2 separate regions of the Homo sapiens genome follow, and region 2 is linked to region 1. A link is a contact called in ENCODE Hi-C or POLR2A ChIA-PET data. All regions are on one chromosome and are shown on one strand. Each heading gives the region's core, a stretch centred on a gene start or an enhancer-like site at or near the end of the contact. The rest is flanking DNA. Distances are from core to core; before and after follow the strand shown.

What was found. A loop is a pair of places that touch in the nucleus more often than their neighbours do. ChIA-PET counts read pairs that join two places held with the same protein, here RNA polymerase II (POLR2A). Pooled maps may share reads with other maps.
Region 2: a pooled map shows a loop between it and region 1 (13-fold over the local background). The contact joins the promoter of HSPA4L here to the promoter of USP53 in region 1. A Hi-C loop is called at or near these places in 1 of 37 single-sample maps with no recorded cell type and 4 of 50 pooled maps. POLR2A ChIA-PET finds 5 or more read pairs at or near these places in 1 of 52 experiments (AG04450).

The regions. Positions count from the first base shown.
Region 1 is chr4:119,208,386-119,213,962 of GRCh38, forward strand. It overlaps USP53 (ubiquitin specific peptidase 53), which reads left to right and starts at 4,328. Exons shown (of 19, transcript NM_001371395.1): 1 at 4,328-4,488. It overlaps LOC101929762 (a long non-coding RNA gene), which reads right to left and starts at 4,259. Exons shown (of 3, transcript NR_125931.1): 1 at 4,142-4,259. RefSeq lists enhancers at 891-2,090, 3,246-3,820, 3,943-4,062, 4,394-4,967, 4,673-4,722 and a silencer at 4,193-4,322.
Region 2 is chr4:127,780,617-127,786,325 of GRCh38, forward strand. HSPA4L (heat shock protein family A (Hsp70) member 4 like) reads left to right here and starts at 1,706. Exons shown (of 19, transcript NM_014278.4): 1 at 1,706-2,041. The coding sequence starts at 1,935. RefSeq lists silencers at 1,067-1,236, 1,517-1,586 and enhancers at 1,727-1,876, 1,776-2,768, 2,377-2,456, 3,868-4,107.

The DNA.
Region 1 (5,577 bases), core at 3,078-5,577:
GGGATGGATGGCCAGAAAAGTTTCAGCCAAGTAAGAGCTAGCTAAGATATCATGGATATTGAATTTGAACTTCCAGTGTTTAACAAAATGTCATGCTGCAGAGCTTTAGGAATCCAGTAAATACTGAAGTCCAGAATTCCTTGTAAGAGGAGAGAGGATCCTCAGGAACTCTCTCTCTCCTTCCCACTTCATCTGTGCCTTACTCGTTCAGACCAGCTACTTTCAATGACAAGGCACATTACTATAGCAATCACTTAGAGACCCATGGGAAGAATGTTCTAGGCCAGTAATTCTCAACCTTGATCCTACTGACATTGGGGACTAGATAATTCTTTGTTGTGGGAGACTGTCTTGTCCATTGTAGGATGTTTAGCAGCATCCCTGCCCGCAACTGTGACAACCAAAAATGTTTCCAACCATTGCCAAATGTCCATGGGAGAGAAAACCACCCCCAGTTTAGAACTAGTCTTCCAGACATAGAGAATAGAGAATGCAAAGCCTTGAACAGCATGAGATGTTGTTGCGGAAGCAGGAACAGATCATTCAGGGGTCTATAGGCCTTGGCAAGAATTTTGGATTTTATTCTATGTGAATGAAAAGTCATTGAACAATTTAAGTTGGGGAGTAACATGTCAATATTTTTAAAAGACTAATTGGCTGCTGTGTGGGAAATAGATTTAAAACCATGAGGATAAATGACATCTCAGGATCAGGCACTAAGGCACATCAACATTTAAAGCAGATTGAAAAGTACAAGAGAAAAGGAGGCTGAGAAAGAGAAGCCCATGAGGCAGGATGAAAGCCATAAAGGAATGATGTCACAAGAATTGAGATGAAGATGTCAAGGAGGGAGTGGTCAATTGTGACTAGATTTTTCTGGTTGACTCATCCCTGAGTCACAGCCTAGAGATTTCTCTTCTTGCCTAGCTATAGTTTCCCCTACAGTTCTTCTGTACCTTATTCCAAATGAATCATTCTGCCCCAGAACTTACAAAGGCTTCCCATTGTAGTCCTGTACTGGCCTTGTTCAATCCTGTTTCTAAAACTTTGCTCTTTTAAGTTACATATCTTCCTCAATGCCTTCAAATACACTTGCTTATAATCCTTCCAAGCTGAAGTTCATATTTGATCTCCCACAGAAGCCCTCTCCAACTTTAGCCCACACAGATGACTCTATTCAAAAAAATCAACAAAACTTCCAATTTTTACTCCATCCAATAAACACTGCTTGTTAAGCATCTGTGCTAGGCACTGTGCTATGCCTTGGAAACATGAAAAAACAGAGAGCTTAGGTAGTAAGGAAATTCACTTGTCAGTCCTTATGGATGCATTTAGGAAAAAAAGGATTCTGTCTAGTATCTAACCCTGAGTCAGTCATTGATCTACTACTTCCCTATGCTATATTTCACTCTACCCCACCCAGCTCAGTCATGGTTAAGCTGTTGATTACCTCCTGGAACTACTGGGTTACAGCTCCGCAGGACACAATGTTGCTATTCCTACCAGACATTAGTGGCAGGGTGCATCTAGCCACAGGGTAGCACATTTCTCAAAGTCTGAGTTATAATCAATCCAGAATAACACTAAGAGGTGTGTATATGTGCTGGTGGTGTGAACTTTGGCTAAGCCTCAGCTGAATGATCTAGGGTATTCTTTGGCATGCCAAGCCTGCTCCCTTTCATGATCTCTTTGCCTGTGTGAGGTGCAGAGATTGGTCTTCACAAATTTGGGTCCAGCCAATCAGAAACTAGGGAATCAAACCCACACACGTCCCTCAAGGACAAATAGTAAGAATTAAAATATTTTAAATCCTTGTTGTGACTTTCCCAATTACAAATTTTCTGGGAGCAACAGCTGTCCTGCAATGTCAATTTTCCATTTTTTCATGTTTGCTTCAGACTCTGCCCTCTTGATGCTTAAATTGGGTCCTATTACAACTCTACCATTTAAGGATCGGTACATAGATATGCTAAAAACTGGTAGAAAGTATGAAATTATATAATTTTAAAAGTGTATAGTCAGGGTTTAGTCAAATTCTTGAGCAGGGTGAACTGAAGGGTATTCTTCTGTAATTGCTAAATAAGGAAGGGAGGTAGTATAAGCCATTATTATCCACAGTTCAAATTATTTCTCAAGGGTGGAGGTGGGGGTTACTCTGTCAGGTACATTTGCAGAGAAATAAATATAGTACAACATAATTGTTATAAAAATAAGTCCCAAAAGGGATGACAATTTTGTCTCAGAAAGTTATGAAAAGATCCATGGAGATAAGCATTCGAGAGAGAACCAAAGGATCTTGAGAGAACCAAGAACATAGAAAGCAAGGACTTTAGAAAGATTAATGTGGAGGAACTGGAGGAAGAATGGCGATGAGTTTAACAGTGTGATCATGAAAGGCCCTGCCGGTGGGTAATGAAAAATTCTTAGCAGAGAAGTATAATGATCGTATTTTCACGTTAGAAAAATTATTAATAGAATGGAGGTTGGACTGGTGTGGGAAATAACTAGAGGATATCTTGTGAATATTGCAATAGTACAAGGAAGATGAGTCATAAGAGATGGTGATTACTTGAAGGACTAAGACAGTGAGAGTGGAGGGGTGGACCTGAGAGATACTTAAGGAAATAAGAGTCAAAATTTGATATTAGAAAAGAGGAAATGAAGGAAAAGTAACAGGGGTACTCATAGATTTCTGACTTGGGCAGTTGCGTGTCATTTTCTGAAACAGGGAATGGAAATGGTGTAGGTTCCAGATGGGTGAAGAGGGACATGGCATCAGGAACAGATTATAGTAAAGATGTCCATGTCAATTTGGGACATATTTAAGATACTGTGTGAAATCCAAAGGATGTTGCTTAAAAATGTCCGACGTATAGATATACACCTGAGAGTTCTTGGTGCACAGGACACGTGGTAGGTAAATCCATGATGGGAAAGAGACTGCTCAAGGAGACATGGATTAACATTAAACAGAAACAGCAAAAGAAAATGGAGTGCTGGCGAACAGAGACCACGCAGCGGAAAAACAGTATTTAAAGTGCACCAGAAAAGTAGCTGCAGAATGAGGAGAAAATGACATTAGAGAAACGGAGGGAAGAGTTAATGGTGTGCTCTTATTGTTTTAAAAATGCAGAGTAGGATCTTTTTTTCCCCCACCCCTCCCAAAGTTTTTAATATTTTGAGGGCAGAAACCACGGCTTTATTTCATCCTATTTCTGACAGTGCCTAGTTCAGTAAAGGGAACATAGTAAATGCTCAATAAATTCTTAATGATTCAGCCTCAGACATTACAAACGGGTCCTATTTGTCTCCTGTATCAACGACCAATATTTCTTCCCCCTCTTTCTTCAAATAAACTTTTAGAAGTGCCTCTGGGTTTACTGAAATCCATTTTTACAATTAGTATGTTCAACTTACACCAGCTTTGGAATGAGTTCCAAAACCTTCTTTATTTACTTGAGAGATATTCGGTATCAGTGACGATGGGTTTTTCCTTTACTACTATTCCTAAGAAAGGTTTATTCAAAATCAAAGTTTAGCCCAATTCCCAGCAGTACCTTTTAACTTAAAACCTGTTCGAAAGCACGGCAAAGAGGCGGACAGACTTTTCTGACAATCATTAACCAGGTCAACAGACTTATTAAAGCTATCTAATTAAAGGCAAGAAACAACTGCTTGGGGAATACACATTCACGCCACAGGAAGCCATTTAACTGCAAATAGATCGTCTAACGACTCACGGAAATCTAAAGGAAACTGCGTGTCCGCATGGGGTTCTGATGCCAAACTACGGATTGTTCTCTCAGGTAACACCTAACCTAAGTGAAGTCCTTGGTGGATCCGCGTTCTTGAGCTTAGAAAATACCGAATGAACTACCAAGAGCACCAGAATAATCGCCTCCTCCTGAAGAACTAGCCTCTTTCTCACCACACCAGACAGCACGTCCTACAACCACCTTTCCCCCAACAACCAAACTCCAGCGCCAAGCTGCCGCTTTTGCAGAAATGTTCTATCTCTTGGTCTCGCGCGATCTCGCGCCTCCGAGGAAGCCAACTGTATCGCGCACGCCATCAAATCCCCGCGGGAATAGAATTCCGCAGGTCCAGAAAGCCGGGAAATCGCGAGCGGAGGCGGAGTTACCTCGGTGAGCGTGAAGGCGGAGCCCGCTCCGAGGGGCGGGCTCGAGGCGGGGAGAGGGGCGGGGCTCCAGGGACCTGTTGATCGCAGGTGTCACTGGCCTGACTGGTCCCTGGGTATTGGGGCGTATGCGCATGCTCCGCTCACAGGGTCGGGCTCTGGGCGGCGGAGACCAGCCGCCTGTGCTCCAGTTCCCGGTGAGCCTCGGTACTGTGGCAGCAGTCAGTGTGTCTGGCGGGTGTCGGCGTGAAGCGGGGCTGGGCCAGCGGGAGGTAGCTCTGTGGGAGTGGAAGGCCTGTATTTCTCTACCTGGACCGCACGCTCCTCGCGCAAGGAGGGTAGAGCTCAAGGTAAGTCTCCGAAACTAGCCCTCTGGTTGGAGATCCAGAGACCTGCGACCCCCGCGGGCCTGACCGGGACACTCTCATTCTAGCCCCAGAGCTCGTCTCTCCCCTCGCAGCCCGGCGACCTCCTATGGCCCCGGCCCTCTGGGCACACACACACTCTCTTTGCTGGGCGGTTCAGACGCCAGAGGTCACGCAGCCCTTTCGCCCCTTCTCGCCGCGTCTGGCGGAGATGCCTCTGGCCAGGCTGGAGGCGCTCGCGAGGCGGGAGGAGGTGCTGTACTTGTTGGGTCCTGGATGTTATTGCTGCCGTGTTTGAGGGCGGCGACAAGCTGGAGTCCTGCTGGGATTGTGAGTAATACCCTTACTTGGCTCCTGCCCCTGGCTGTCCAAGCCACATTGCCTCGCCTGAGCACACAGTTTTTTACTTAAAGGGGTCCAGGATGGTTATGCTCCCTCCTTGGAGAAGAGAGATGACTGGACTCGTGAGATTCTTGGGGTGGTGGTTTCTCAGTGGTAGTGGTGATGTATATAAAGTTAATGTTTAGCTTCTAAAGGGCGGCTTACGGGGCATTTACCAAACTATTTTTAAACAGTGTTGGAGAACAGGAAGTACTTGCACAGGTGTAATAGGGAGGGTTTCTAAAACCTGCAATCTGAGGATGTTTTGAGGTTTGTAACCCTGCTACAAGGTTTTCTTTATCAATGCAAAGTATGCAGGGAATTACCAGTTGGACAGCAAAGTTTTCCGAAAGTTTCCTTATCTGGAAATAGATATATATATATATATATATGTGTGTGTGTGTATGTATGTATGTATAAATATATATATTTGCAAAGAATATCTAAGGCTATTTTTGAGGTAGGTTTAATAGTAAACTTAACCTGTAGTCCCAGCTACTCGGGAGGCTGAGGCAGGAGAATTGCTTGAACCGGAGGTTGCAGTGAGCCGAGATCGCGCCACTGCATTCCAGCAGGGGCGACAGAGCCAGACTCCGTCTCCAAAAAACAAACAAACAAACAAAAAAACGCAGTACACTTAGGAAGGTTTTTGTGATTAAGATCTGATTCACTTTTAGTTATTAAAAGAAAAGG
Region 2 (5,709 bases), core at 456-2,955, 8.6 Mb after region 1:
GAATTAAGATAAATTAATTGTACTAGGAGAATTTCAGGATATTCTGGAATAAATCTAGATAGTGATGGCCGATGTCAGAAGAGGTGTGTGAGGAGAACTGGTGGAAGTCACAGGCGCCCAGCAGGACCAGGGCCCAGGGTTCAGTCGCAGGGCAACGCCCAATCCCTGTTCTGCTCACGAGCTGCCCGCTGGGACGCCGAGTTCTGCGGTGTCTCAGAGCGCAGCTTCACCCAGGGGCTCCACGTCTCCTGAGTGCTCATGAAGGGAAGAGAGGCCTGATTGATTTCTTCAATGTAGAGACCAGAGCCCAAGCAATACTGTACAATCCAGTTGCCTCAGTATTGCCCTTGAAAATGGATTTCACGTTCATTCTAACAGCAGCAGGAACTATAGCCACCCTTGCTGCTGCTGCTGCTGTAGCAACATTATTAATAGTAAAAAATCTAAGTTATTTAAAGAAGTGGACAACTAGGGATAATCAGAATACTAAAGAATCTAGTAAACAAAACAAACAAACAAAAAAACACGCCTGTTTTCAAGATGGATACCAAAATGGAACAGGAAAACACACAAAGAATTGGATGAGAAGGAACAGAGACTAGATGAAGAGGACGGGGAGGAACAGGGAACAGACCAAGGACTGGCAGAGAAGGAACAGGGCACACACGTAAAAGTGAACGAAAAGCAACAAGACAGCCAAATTTCTTAAGTGTAACATAAAACTTGGTTAATTACAGACAGGCAACACATGCCGATCAAACCAAGAGGGAGGGCGCTGGACCACACTGGGCTCTTTTTTGAGGACCACAGGGCAGCGGCTGGAGGCTAAAGCACAGACTTGGCTGGTGTGAGTGGCACACTTAATTAAGGTCACTTTCCTGTAAAACTGGTTTCCAGAGACAAGGGTCAGCGGCGGGGCCAGCATCTTTTAGAAAGGTGTGAGGAAAGGTACGTGGAGGGAAAGTTGTCAGTGTGATCTTATTTCTTGACAGAAGTTTGACTTTTGATATTTCAAATCCTGCTGATGAAAAAAGAAAAAAACCTAACATGTGCTCATCCCGCTTTCGCACAAGAGTCTGTCCCGGGCTCGGCAGCTCCCCCGGGGCTGGACAGGGCGGAGCGGCGGACGTCGGACAATGCGCGCCACCTCACAGAGCCGGGCGCGGCGGGCCTCCAGCCACAAGGGGAGGGCGCCGGGCTGCACATGGGCCCCTCGGGGAGGCGAGGCCTGCGGGCGAGCCCTTCTGAGGGCAGGGGGTGAGGGGGCGGCGCCCGCCAGCCAGGACAGCATCCTGCCGCCGTGACAAGCACGCCTCCGGTTGCCAAAACAACCCAAAAATGTGCCTCAAAACACGTTCGCAAAGCCCCGGGCCGGCCGGTCGCCTGCCTCTCACCTAGCCCGACCGCCCGACGTCCTACTGCCGAGCGAGGGCGAGCAAGCCAATGTGCCTAGCCTCCTTTCCCCGATCCTCCCCGCCCCGCCTTCCCGCTTCTCCCGCCCCCGGATAGCTCAGCAGCCTCCATTTTCCAGATCTTTCTCGAACCCGCAGCTTCTTGGGCAGCCGTTGCCCGAGTGCTGACGGAAGCGGCCGAAGTCCGGGCCCGGAGCTGGCTCGGGCGCGGAGCGGAGGCTCGCGCGCCTCCCGGGCAGCCGAGCGCGCAGGCGCAGGTCCCAGTAACCGCCGGTTGGAGGCGGCCGAACCGCAGTAGGGAAAGACCCAGGCTGCGGGACGCGGTGCAGGCTGCGGCGCTGACGGCCTCTGCTCCTTCCGCGGGTTTCCGACTCCCTGCCCTAGATTTTCTGCTTAGCGACTTGGGGTCCCCTCTCGTTTGCTTCTGGTAGGAGTCGCAATCCCAGCAGCAATAGCCCAGAAGAGGACACGGTTCCCGTACCGAAGGGTTCAGTACCAGCAGCCCGACCATCACGCGGCGGGATGTCTGTGGTTGGCATTGACCTCGGCTTTCTCAACTGCTACATTGCTGTCGCGAGAAGTGGCGGCATCGAGACCATCGCCAATGAGTACAGCGACAGGTGTACCCCGTAAGTGCCTCTGCTGAGCATCACCTCGACCCTAAGAAACGTTTTTCTCTCCCGTCCTTAACGTTTGTCCTGTCTGCTCGCTTCCTCGGATTTTCCCCTAACGTGCGCCGAACCCCGAGATGACAGGTGCAACCCGTCAACCGCAGTCCCTAGAGACCGCCGGGTGGCAGTCGGACTTCCTCGCCCCGCAAAGCTTCTTTTCCTTCAAGGACGAGGGACCGCACTAGTTTGCGCAGCTCTCTTTTCTGTACCTACGCACGTCCCCTGCCTCGTGCCGCTGTCCCCCAACGCCTCTTTTGCTTGCGAGGAAGAGGTTGCTGTGGGACAGCCCCTGGCGTCCGGAATATTGAGAAAGATCTCCGGTTGCCTCTAACGAGGTTTACGTGGGATTATCGGCCCCGCGCCAGCTGCCCTCCTTCCTTTCCCCGTCCCTCTGGGTGACAGCTTTTTCTCAGAAAAGTAAAAAGTCAGCTTCGGCTGCACACGTCAGAGATGAATTGCAGGTTCATCTGGCCCCGAAAGCCTTTTTTTTTTTTTTAAGGGCGGGGAGTGAGGCATGTGGGGTTTTACAAAACCCAGTGCCCTTGAGAACTGCAGGTAATGGAGCCGGTTTACAGGGCCAGGTCAATGGTGCATTGATAGGGAGAGCCTCGGGATGGGAGTCACTGGCCTTGTGCATTGGTAACTACGTCAGTTGCTGGAATGCGGCGGGGTTGGGTCGGACCAAAAGCGTGTTTCTGCAGAGTGAATTGCCGGAGTCGGGGGCAGCTGTCCCGTATAAACATGACTGTGGAGTGATTCTATTATGAACGCTTAATGAAAGGCTTAGGAGGAGCGGCGTTATGTCATGGAAACATGTTTCCACATGTTCCGTTGTTTCTCTGGCCTGGGAAGTTTGTTGGCAAGGAATATAATGAAGTAATTCTGAAATATGAAAAACTAGTTGCTGCTTATAGGCTGCTGTTACTGGTAATTTTATGAGGAAACCAACTGTATGAAACCTATATTACTTTTTATGGAAAGGTAATTTGGCATCTTAATTTGACCGTTCTGAATGGTCCAAAATATAATACCTTAACTATACTAAAACAAGGTCAGTGTCCAATGGTCTTTAAATGCCTCATTTACTATTCTATGGAAAGCTTTAAAATATGGCAAAAAGATGTTGAAGAGTAGCTCACTTGAAGCAGTCTGTGCTTTGATTTCTTTCCAAGAAGATTCTAGAAGGTTTTATACCTTTTTTCGTAGATGTACACGTTTCTTCTATTGAAATTTTAAACGTTTTGGACGTTTATATTTTCAATACATGGGCATAGATAAGGTAATCCTCAATAATGTTTGAACTCTTCTACTTTTTACATCTTTTTCTGGCTTTTATGCACAGTGAGAGGCCGAAACAGTAACTGTGAAGTCGATGAATTCGTCTCTACAAGGTTTTATATTAAGCCACAACAAATACTGGCTTTCGCCAGAAACAGACCGGAAATTCCACTCTCCACCTTCAGCAGAGTAGGGGTTAAAAATGGGAGCAATCTTTGGCTTCATTGACTCTCAACCTATAGAGAAAAAACTGAGAGGTAGGGTGGACATTCTTTTAGTCCTTAAAGCCATATCCTAAAAGATCAGAAACCAGAACAGTAAGAAAGATCGATCTGCATTTCCAGGCTGAGAAATCTCTTTAGCAGTGAGTGAACCTGTGATTCTTTAAAGATCCTGGCCGGCCAGACTTAGTTCTTTAAAAAGTGGGCTTCTAGAGTCTTCTAAAAGTCTCTTTGTTATTGTACTTAGGCATATTCGCTGGTTCTGTGTGGTTGAGAAGTAATGTGATATTTCTGATTTGTGTGCTAGAAAGCCAATAGTAATATCTAGATTTAATGAGCCTAATCTAAACTAGAAAGTTCTTAAAAAGTGAAAGGATATTCTCACTTAGCTTGCATCAGCAACTCTTCTCTCCATGGCTGGGCACTGTCACTTACCTCAGAAGTGTATCTTTTGTTGTTTCTGAACAAAAGTACTTCATGGTAGTGTAGTGCTCTTACACTATGTATTACTTTGTGGGTCCAATTGTTGAGGAAAAACATAGCCCTTCCGGGCCTCAGGACATTTATCCATCAATTCAACACCGATCATGCAAAAAGCATTGTAACTATTAGATAACCTTTAACTTCTCTAATACACCACAGTATTTAATAACACACATAAATAAAATGTTAGCTTTGCAAATAAAATGTTTTTCATATTCCAATTGCTTACATCAAGGTAATGTGACATATTTTCTAAGATGTGAATACATTATAAAATGATCCTATGAAAAGAGGAAAGAAATGTTCAATTTAGTTGTTTTCAGCATTCATACATTTTACGTTTCTTTCATTAACATATTTGATTGCTTATGGTTGAGAGGATTCCATATAAACCAAGAAGGACAGTTTAATGAAAAAGAACCAAGTTTTGGCCTATAATTAAGGGACAAAAGACAAGTTAATTTAACCTATTTAATTCAGATTCACCTTCTGTAAAGTTAGAGTGTTTATACTAGCCTCTCATCTCCTGCATAAGTTGAAGAGGGAGAGAGAAATTAACCTGCATAAATTGAAGAGACAAAATAATTTTCCTGAACATCTTATTGAAAAATTATTACATAATAATATGTGCTCATTATAAAAAATACTGGCACATTAAAAGGTGAAATTAAAAATTTAATTCCTCCAGATGGTTTTCTGTGTGTGTTTTCAAAGGGAAGGGGAAGTATTTACTTTATGTTTAGTAACCTTTTTCTTTTTTTCTTTTTTTTTTTAAGACGTAGTCTTGCTCTTGTTGCCCAGGCTAGAGTGCAGTGGCGCGTTTTCAGCTCACTGCAACCTCCGCCTCCTGGGTTCAAGCGATTCTCCTGCCTCAGCCTCCCGAGTAGCTGGAATTACAGGCAACGACCACCACGCCTAGCTATTTTTGTATTTTTAGTAGAGACGGGGTTTCACCATGTTGTCCAGGCTGGTCTCGAACTCCTGACCTCAGGTGATCCACCCGCCTCGGCCTCCCAAAGTGCTGGGATTACAGGTGTGAGCCACTGCACCCAGCCTATGTTTAGTAACCTTTTTCTATGTAAAACATACATATTTCTATACTATCAGTTGTAGTGTCTGTATAATCATGATAATTTAATCCATAGCCTAATAATTCAGGTTGTTTATGATACTTTGTAAACAGTGTTGCAATAACTATCTTTGTAACTAAATTTTTGATCCTTCAAGTAAATTCCTAGAAGTAGAATTACTGAGTGTCCACATTTTTAAAGGCCTGGTACATGTCTGCATTGTTACTTAAAACAATTAGAATTTCCATCCCAGGCTTAAGTATACCAAGGTGATTAGTTTCACACATGGGGAAAAAAATGATAGCCAAGAATCGTCATTAAGTATCAAATTAAAGCGTGTGGTAAATTGGAATAGTGATTGCTATGTGCTAAGCAAGCATTGTCATATGTATCACAATTCTGTGAGTTTGATCATACTAACTATCTTTTTTTTCCGTAAGAAGCCTAAAGCAAAGTTAAATCACTTGGCCAAAAATTAGTAAAACAATGAATTGGATTCTGTTTCAGGCCTCTCTGACCCTAGAACCCAAATGTCTTTCCAGTATCCATTGTTGTAAGGATGGCATATACGTAA